2 separate regions of the Homo sapiens genome follow, and region 2 is linked to region 1. A link is a loop called in an ENCODE intact Hi-C map of the cell type or tissue named here. Cell type or tissue: dorsolateral prefrontal cortex. All regions are shown on one strand.

Region 1 (5,000 bases):
ATCTGGAAGTGCCTCAAATGCTAGGCTGATTTTTCTCATAAGATCTGCTGAGTGCTATGGTGGAATGGAAAGTTGGGGCAGGATGGAAAAAACAGAGTAAAATCTTATTAAATTTTGCATTGTTTATAAGTCAAAGCAGTGCATATTGTTGTTTATTGTTTATTGTTTGTTTTAGTTGATATATAATAATCCATTGTATGACCATAAAAAAAAAACTACCTTTTTACCCATTTGGATGGATTTTGATTTCTTGCTATCACAAGAAGTGTCACTTTGAAAACAGATAATATTGACTGGGGAAAGAAAAAGTAAATGAAGAGATGTAGGTTTTTAAATGCATCATTGCATACTTATATACACTTTTTTTTCTAATCAGAGAAGAAAAACATATCTGAAAAGATGCATTTGTCTACTTTGTATTTTTTTTCTGCAATTAGTTGGTACCTTTGATGTATTGAATATGTTCTTTTAAGTGTGTTGACAGTAAAGGAGAATATGCATCTGAAATAAAAAATTCCTTTTCTTCAAGTATTAGAAATAAACATGCCAAAGTCTCTGCAAGACAGGAGGAGAGCAAAACAAGAAAAGTAGAAAGAGAAATGTATGTATGGGAAAGAAAAAGAGTTTTACAGAAGTGCAGATAAGGATAGAGGCAGGGTTTGTACTCTGGTGTTGGGTGATGGAGGCTGAAACTCCAACTTGCAATCTCCTTTTCAGCACTGTTTCCTTTATGTTGCCCATACCCAAATAACTTACTTTTAATTCTTCTCCAATTTGGACTCATACTTTCTCATCTCAAGCTGCTCTTGTCCAATCCTAAAGTGTCTGATCCCGAATAAAATTGTCAAGGTTTGTTGTTTAAGGTTTCACTTTATGCGAAAGACAGAATGCCACGACAGGAACATGACTTCGAGAGAGGCCGTAGATTTGGTTTCTGATGTCTTTTCAGCTCCTACATCTCTCCGCAGTTCCAATTTCTCTGCTGTTTCTGGCAGCGTTTCTTCCCAGTAAGATATTTATGTGAGGGATTGCTGTTACATCATGACTTAATAGTGCATTGCATTTAGGCCTGTTTTCTCTTCCTCGTCCTAAGAACAATACACTCTTGAACAATGGAGCAGAGCCACGTGTTCTTTTTGCTTTCTTGGAAGGAATTATCTAGAGTTCAGACTAAAAATTGTTCAAAAAGAATTAGAAAACCTGGGCTGGGCATAGTGGCTCATGCCTGTATTCCCAGCACTTTGGGAGGTCGAAGCGGGTGGATCACCAGAGGTCAGGAGTTCCAGACCAGCCTGACCAATATGGTGAAACCTCATGTCTACTAAAAATGCAAAAATTAGCCTAGCATGGTGGCATGCACCTATAGTCCCAGCTACTTGGGAGGCTGAGACAGGAGAATTGCTTGAACCAGGGAGGTGGAGGTTACAGTGAGCTGAGATCACACCACTGCACTCCAGCCAAAAAAAAAAAAAAAAAAAAAAAACCTGAATATGCAAATAGATTTGAAAGGTCATCGTACTAGTTTGTTCTCATGCTGCTGATAAAGACACACCCAAGAATGGGTAATTTATAAAGAAAAAGAGGTTTAATGGATTCACAGTTCCACATCACTGGGGAGGCCTTACAGTCATGGTGGAAGGCAAAGGAAGAGCAAAGCACATCTTACATAGCAGCAGGCAAGAGAGAATGAGTGCCAGCAGGGGAAATGCCAGATGCTTATAAAACCATAAGATCTTGTGAGACTCACTCATTATCATGAGAACAGCATGGGGAAAACCACCCCCATGATTCAATTACCTCCACCTGGTCCCTCCCATGACACATGGAGGTTATGGGAACTACCATTCAATATGAGACTTGGGAGGAGACACAGCCAAACCATATCAATTTTCTAGGCTTTCATGTTGAAGAAGGGAAAACTGAGCTTCAGAGAGTTGTAATACCTTGGTCAAGCAAACATGGATGATGAGAGGTTAACAGCTTGGGTTAGAATCCGAGTAATTTTACTCCCAGGAAATTTGGTATAAAACTGAGCCTCTGTTATGAATTAACAACTGTTCCAGTGCAGTAGAGGAAATGTAGGGCTTGGAATCCACCCTCAAAGGGCTTAGAAAGGGAAAGCCATGTATATTAGATATAGCATTTTTAGAAGTACAGTATGTTCTTGATAAGCTGAGAGAGAAAGGCGAGAAGCTCATCAATGTACCTATTCTGCTTGTGTATGTATGACAGTGAGACAAATTTAGGCAGAATACTGAGTACCCATTATGTGCCATGCATACCATAAACACAGAGGATACAGTGGTGAATGAGGCACACACTCCTCTGACTGTACATAGTGTACTATCTGGTGGAGAAGCAAAAAGCAACAACAAAACCTTTTGAGAGAGAAGCAGAAGCTAGAGAAAGTGAGAAAACAAGAAAACATGATTAAGGAGATCTTTCTCAGCAAGAAGAGGGTAATAATCAAAAAGTTCCATGGAGGTAGGGTAAGAATGATAAAGGGGCAAAAATAAGATGATTTTTAGAAAAAGGAAAAAGCTCAAGCATTTTAAGAGGTGTTGCAGATTGATGAGGAAGGAGTGCCCAAGAATAGTGCTTTTCCCCATTGCTCACTGATTCTGTGTTACCACACTTTGTGCGCACATAGATAAAGTGGTCTCTTTTTCACTCCCTTTTCTGTGGGTTTCATTTCTAGTCACACTCTCAGCTGGTTAATTTTCTTCTCTTCTGCGATCGGTGATAAGATACAGTCTGGATTTATTACTGGAAGACATAAAAAGAACTATTCCTATCAAGGATTCATATGATTAAATATCCCCACCACAGAAATACTTTTAACTTCTCATATAGTAGAAAGTCACTTGCCTTCAGATACCAGGGGTGATGCCACCCCAGGGCTCCAAGTCTGGAGGAACAAGGACAAAAAGCAGAGGGATGGAATGAGAAAGAGTGATGGACTTAAAAACGGGGTTGGGGAGAGGCTGTGGGAGGGAAAGGACATAGACAAGGATAGAAGAGAAGGGGACGTGAGTGGCATTAAAGAGGCACTGCTTCTAGTAGCTTTGAACTGAAATTGGGAGGATTAAACCAGTCAAACATGGGAGCAAAATCAAAGCTAGAAGAGAAAATGGCATGAGCCATCTTCCCTCCTTCCCTCACTCTATCATTTACTTTTGTGTCTTTTATTTTCTTACCTAAGAATTCACCATTCCCTATATTATAGAATCCCAGAACTGAGAACATGGAACAGCCATGTTGAAGGAGTATGTATTCCTGACGTTGCGTGCTGCAACCTGGTGGCTCCAGTCATATTCTGTTAGGTTGAAATCCTCACTGAGCCTTTGCTTAGCCATTGCATTTTGCAGGCAAATCAGGCAGTCAAGCTTCTCTTGAAAACATTAGAAGATCTCGTAATGTTTGACTCTCATAAACCTACATTATTGGGAACAGTCAGATAAACCACCTCTTTGAGGAGGGGCATGACACTCCTAGTTCTCCTCAGTTCCCACCTGGCCTCTCTACAAGCTGCCTTGCCCCAAGAGGCATTTGAATAGGCATTAGGAGATATACCTAATGTAAATGATGAGTTAATGGGTGCATCACACCAACATGGCACATGTATACATATGTAACAAACCTGCACCTTGTGCACATGTACCCTAGAACTTGAAGTGTATAAAAAAAAGAAAAACAATTTGGTTCAACTCATCTACCTCTCATCTCCTCACCCCCACACAGAAACCTACATGTACATTGCATGCATGAGGAAAGAGAGGCAAAGACCAGTCAAGGGACTAGCTAGTTTCTGGCAGAGATCAAAGCAGAGAGTCTAGCTTTCTTTCCACTATTCCAGTGTCAACTACAAAGCCCTTTTTGGCGAGGGCTTTCCAGACATGAGGGCTCTTGTCACAGCTAAGTTTATCATGTTGTCTACAAACCTGAGCTTCCTCCCATCCTGAGTTTCCACCCATCTTGGATGCTCCACCTCGGCTGTAAGATTTCAAAACCATTTCAGCCTACCTAGGCTCTCCATCACCTTTCACAGATAAAGAAACAAAGCTCCCCAGTGTTTATCAATGTTCCCTGGTCACACTGTTCATGAATGAGAGGACCAATCTCAGAGTCCAGATCTCCTTTCTCCTTACCCCATGATGCAGCTAAACACATCGTCCAAGCCCAAAGACCTTCCAGGGTGTGTATTTGACTTTACTTTCTCTTTACACTGCTTCTCGGGTCTCAGACCCAAGCATTTCCAGAGACTTCAGGAGCTTCTCTTCTCCAGTTTTAAGTTCATGTCCATGCCTTTGTTAGCTTTTTTTCCCTCAATTCCTCATTGCCCTCTGCCCTCATCACCATCTGTCTGGTGCCTCCCTCTCTTCTCCTCTTTCTATACCATTAGGTTTAATTTTACCATGATTTCCTCCCAAGTTTTCTAATTTAATCTGATGTCAACTTTGACACAGTATTATTTTCCTTGACCCTTCACAGTAGCACTTACCATCTTTCCCAAAAATCTAAATGATTCTACTTTTCTTTATTTTATATTGTGATCTCTCTCCCTCACCCTTGTTTTCTCTCTCTCTCTCTCCCTCCCTCCCTCCCCCCTCTCTCTCACTCCCTCTTTTTAATGTCTATGTCTTTCTCCATCTTTTTCTCCCTCTTTTCTTTGAATTTTCTTTTCTTTCTGGCTTTTTATCTCTTCTCTTTCTCTCTGCCTGCTTTTCTCTGTCTTGATTATTATCTCTCTTCTTATTGTTTTCTTTTGATTCTCTCTCTCTCTCTCTCTGCTTTCTTACTCTCTCACTCTCGTCGGTCTGTCCTCTCTATGAAAATCTCAGATTCTTTTATTTTCCCCAGGGGAGACATGGGACAGGTTTCAGACGTGGAAAGAACAGTAGGGGAGCAGGTATTCTCAGCTCCAATCCTCATTCCTCATAGGAGGTGGGTGGGAGCGTGTGCCCTACTAAACAGTGTGTATTTCTCACAATTTCTTCCTG
Region 2 (5,000 bases), 110 kb before region 1:
CCGGAGCCTGAGGCAGGAGAATCCCTTGAACCTGAGAGGCAGAGGTTGCAGTGAGCTGAGTTCGCTCCACTGCACTATGCAGCCTGGGAGACAGAGTGAACCTCTGTCTAATAAATAAATAAATAAATAAATAAATAAATAACCAAATATATAATCTTATATATTTGAAAGTTTGTATTTCACAAACAATTTTGTGAGAGTTTACTGGTAGCATTGTTGAAGTTAGGAAATTCAGGGGTACATAGTAATAAACAGCAGAGCTTGTTGAGCAAAACACACTTCTGACCACGGATTTATAACTGTTCCTAGCCCTGCCCAGAATATCTAGCATTGTCTGCACTTACCACATAAAACCTCAAGCCAGAATAAGAATTCTTGTTTTGCTTTGTTTTTCCTGAAAGGTCAGACTCCTCTCCCTTATTGATGGTAAACTTCTTGAAAGGAGAACCCATCTCTATTTTGATCACTTCTAGTGCCAGCTAGGTACTGAATAAGAATTCATTCAACAACCTGTTCTAGTTATTTTTTTTTAAGTATACATTGGGCATAGCTTCCTTTCTTATACTTTCTGATATTCAGCCTCACCTGCATGAGTTACTTATCCTATCAGATGTGCAGCTAGACATCTGTCTCTCTGTAAAGACCAGTTTTCACAGTATGGACAGGATGGATAATCAGTCTATGTCTGGAGCCCACTCAGACCACACTGATACTGAATTAGTGGGAGAGGTATTTCCAGCCATGCCTGTTTAGCTTTAAACCCTATTCTCTTGGTGCATGAAGGAGAACCAGTGCTTTCAATGTATCTAGCAGATGGGAACTTCACAGGCATTGGTAGCTTTAAGGAAAAAAAGAAAAACAACAAGAAAAAAAACAAGAGTTCCATAGAAACATAATGCAATTGTTAGTTCTCATGGCCTCTATCTCTCTTTCAAAGATTAAAGAAGTATTTAGTCATCCATTTTCATATGCTACCTCACATAGTAAAGCTTATTACGTGTCTTTCATGTGTCCCTATTTCTTTGAGAGAGATAAGAATAACAACTACTTTGCTGCATCCTTTCAGTGTCATCCCAACAGATTACAAAAGGAAATGTCTCTCCATTGATAAGATACAGATGGTTTTTAATTAGTTATCAAATTAACTTTGAAACAAGTACAATTTGATAATTATAACAGTTTTTCCATTCATAAAATGTTATTCAGTGTATACTGCCCTTTCAAATGATTTGTTTTGCTTTGCTTTTCATAACCACACAAATCCCGGAAGGTCAACAGAGACCCATAAGATGGCTAAGAAAGCCAAGCAATAAATAAGAAATACATGAGCCAGGCACGTGGCTCACAGTTGTAATCCCAGCACTTTGGGAGGCCGAGACAGGTGGATCATCTGAGGTCAGGAGTTCAAGACCAGCCTGGCCGACCATGGCTAACATGGCGAAACCCCGTCTCTACTAAAAATACCAAAATTAGCTGGGTGTGGTGGCGGGCACCTGTAATCCCAGCTACTTGGGAGGCTGTGGGAAGAGAATCGCTTGAACCCAGGTGGCGGAGGTCGCAGTAAGCCAAGATTGCACCACTACTCTCTAGCCTGGGTGACAGCGAGACTCTGTCTCAAAAAAAAAAAAAAAAAAAAAGAAAAAAAGAAAGAAAGAAATACATGGATTAACACAACTTTTAAAGTTAGAAGTGAAAGAGCTGGGGCAGACATTTCATCAGTGTAGAAGCTAAGTAATATTTGATGAGTACATATTTCATGCCAAATAACTGGAGATACAGGCTAGTATATGCTATTTTATTTGAACCTTGTAATTTAGACTCACATTGGCATCTCTCCACCTAATCTGTTCTGGAGCCTTTACGTCAATGCCCACCAAACTTTAGATACTACAATTATTCCCGGCCATGGATTATTAACTGCGAAATAAAGTTGCAAACATTTGAAAAAATTAGATGTTTTCCTCTATATAAATAAAAGGATCACCTCAAATGTGGGACTTGTGGTTGCTTTGTAATTTGTCAAGTTATCCAGGCTGAATTACTTTCCCAGAATCCCCTTCCCTCTATGTTTTAGGTTAGGATTTTCCGCAAAAGACATAATCGTTTGAAATTTGGAGAGCAGAAGAGAAGCAGTGACCATTTGGGGTTTTATGCTCCAACAACAGTCTGGGCAAGTACTTTAGTAGCTTACGCATGTTCTCAGTCATCTGTCAGTTTACCTTCTTGGTGTAAGGTAGCAACCAAGGCTGCAACTATTCTACCTTTTCCTGCATCCTCCTTCAACTTCTCCCACTTTTTGTTCTGGTATGTGTTTAGCTCTGAGATAAAGGTCACCAGCTTCTCCTGCAGAACACTATTAGTTGGAGGCGATGAGAACCAACCTGGATTTCAGATCATTCTCATGGATTTCATCTCGTGCTCAAAGATTTCAGCTTGTCCTTGCTCTTCTCAATTTACATTTATTTTATCATGAGACAATGGCCTTATAGAAACTGTTTAACCAGTCCTATAATGGGGCAGAGTCAAATCCCTATAACAAATACGTCCTTGTAGTTCTGCTTCTGTGATTGAACCCTACCTGATATATAATTTGTCACCAAGAGAGATTCTAGAGAAATAATATCTTAAGGATAGGGTTTCTGGACTGGTTTGGGGTTATCTGGCTTGTTCTGATCTGATTAGATTGAAAGGTTCTAATCACTGCCCTTTCCAGTGGTTAAAGAGACACTAGTAATTTATGTCATTCAGTTGTGAAAGTGTTATGCAAATTATGCAAATTATCACCTGCAGATATGTGTAATCAAATGCCTATAGAAAGCAAGGCGCTGAGTGACTAAGTATGTGATGCCAGAGAATATTTTAGTCAAATTAGGCATACGATGGGGTTGATTGGTTTCTTCTAACTATACAGGAAATATGTGTGTCGCAGGGAGGATAAACACAAAATGATAATATCCCAGCTAAGGTCCACGTAACAGACCTGAAGTTGTCTATGTCTACCTTAAAAAAACAATACAAAAATCCTTATCTTCTGTGACCACGGGGTTGGGACTTCCAAAAGCTAAGCCCAAAGTCTAATCTTGCAGGGGACTGAATTACAACGTAAATTGAATCCCCAACTCCCAGGAGGTCTCTATTATTAAAATTTGGGCATTAACTGGGAAAGAATAAGACTTTGAAATTTGCAGTGGGGCAGATGGGCATATTTCAATAAAGCTGGGGATTTTGAACCCCTAAATTCTGTGGAGGCTTCTTTACAGTAGAAGCAACTCCCTTTCTGCAGAAATTGTAATGGTCTGCAAAAGACTGCTGATTCTACCTAGGAACTACCCTCACTACCTCTCCTTGCTTCTAAATGTATAAATATACAAGTCCCAGGAGCCTCAAAGAATGAGAAACAAAATATGACACATGAGCAGGTAAAATGCACAAAAAATCCTTGATTTTGCCAACGAAGATGTCATTCAGCTAGAAGTTAAAAATGTCACCTGGCTGCTCTGGGTTTATTGTGCCAGTTAATCAACAAGCAAAGAATAGAGTAACTGTATTGGCTGGAGTGATTGTTTCTGACTCTCTAGGAGAAATTGAGTTGTTATACAACGTGTGTAAGAAGGAATATGCTTGGAATGCAGGAGAACCCCTCAGCAATTCTTAGTATTCCCATGTCCGTGACTAAAGTCAAAAAAAGTTGCAAGAACCCAGTTCAGGGAGAACTGCTAGTGGTCCAGATCTTTCAGGAATCAAGGTTTGGATCACCCAACTACCCAGGAAATCACAAGAAATTGAGGTGATTTCTCCAGTTGGAATTTGGAATGGGTAGTGAAAGACGGTAGTTATAAATACCAGATCTGACCACATAAACAGTCACAAAGATGAGGACTATAATAGTTATAAATATTCTTTATTTTGATATGAATATGTATGTATATGTGTGTATGCACGATATTTTTGTTTTCTTTCCTTTTTCCATTACCCTTCCATGAAACAGAAGATAGAGCTCATTGTTTAAGTTATAGGATACCAAAGGGAGAATGAAAATCAGCTATAAGAAATGAACATCACCCCCAAACTATATGAGAGATGTTATATCCTCTTTGGGGGAAATTTACTGAATATTAATTAATATTCAAATTTACTAATATTAAAATATTAATTAATATTAATACCATAATTATTTTGACTCTTAGTACCTAATTCTGTAGCATAGAGATAATTTTATCTATTTAAGAACTCAATGTGAAAAAGTAAATCATAAACATAAAATTTACTGCACATAGTAAGTGCTCAATAGAGGTAGCTATCACTAATACAAATATGGCCAGGCACGGTGGCTCAAGCCTGTAATTCCAGCACTTTGGAAGGCCAAGACAGAAAGATCACCTGAGCTCAGGAGTTTGAGACCAGCCTGGTCAACATGGTGAAACTCTGTCTTTACTAAAAATACAAAAATTAGCCAGGCTTGGTGGTGTGCGTCTATAGTCCCAGCTACTCAGGAGGCTGAGCCAGGAGAATCACTTGAACCCAGGAGGCGGAGGGTGCAGTGAGCCGAGATTGTGCCACTGCGGTCCAGCCTGGGTGACAAGAGTGAAACTATGTCTCAAAAAAAAAAAAAACAAAAACAAATAATAAACGTTAGCATTTGTTTAATAATTAATATTAATGAAAGGTTTTTAACCATGCATTTACTTTTTAACATCCATGAAAACTCTATGGCATAAGTAAGCATTGTTATTAACATTATTATTGCTGTTGTTATTGTTTCCATTTTACAGTCACATAAAAACGTATTCAAGTGCTTACATGATATGTGGCCAAGGGTAGTTTGATTTTCAAAGAAGGAGGCAGAACTTTTTAATTCAAACTCATGTGGAATATTCTGCCTACATTAAATGCAAATTCCTTGTTTATTCTGATGCCAGAAAATGTTGAAAGCAGAAACAAATGTGTTGATTCTCTCTCCTCCAACTGCCTTGCATTCTAACGCTTTCTGCTTTGATGCG

Evidence for each region. Hi-C counts contacts between places; a loop is a spot of excess contacts. Peaks named below come from ENCODE experiments on the same cell type or tissue, not always from the same donor. Only the 100,000 strongest peaks of a DNase experiment are listed, where the experiment ranks them.
Region 2: it touches region 1 in a loop (1.9-fold over the local background); 1 of 110 quality-filtered maps calls a loop at or near these places.

What each region holds. Positions count from the first base shown.
Region 1 is chr9:117,982,752-117,987,751 of GRCh38, reverse strand. No RefSeq gene overlaps it. Among named protein-coding and RNA genes, the nearest start is that of TLR4, 280 kb to the right of the region's middle. In dorsolateral prefrontal cortex, no CTCF peak of the experiment used is centred here; no DNase peak of the experiment used is centred here.
Region 2 is chr9:118,092,379-118,097,378 of GRCh38, reverse strand. The region is part of intron 3 of LOC105376247 (a long non-coding RNA gene); the gene reads right to left. Among named protein-coding and RNA genes, the nearest start is that of TLR4, 390 kb to the right of the region's middle. In dorsolateral prefrontal cortex, no CTCF peak of the experiment used is centred here; no DNase peak of the experiment used is centred here; H3K4me3 peaks cover 516 bases; H3K27ac peaks cover 2,009 bases.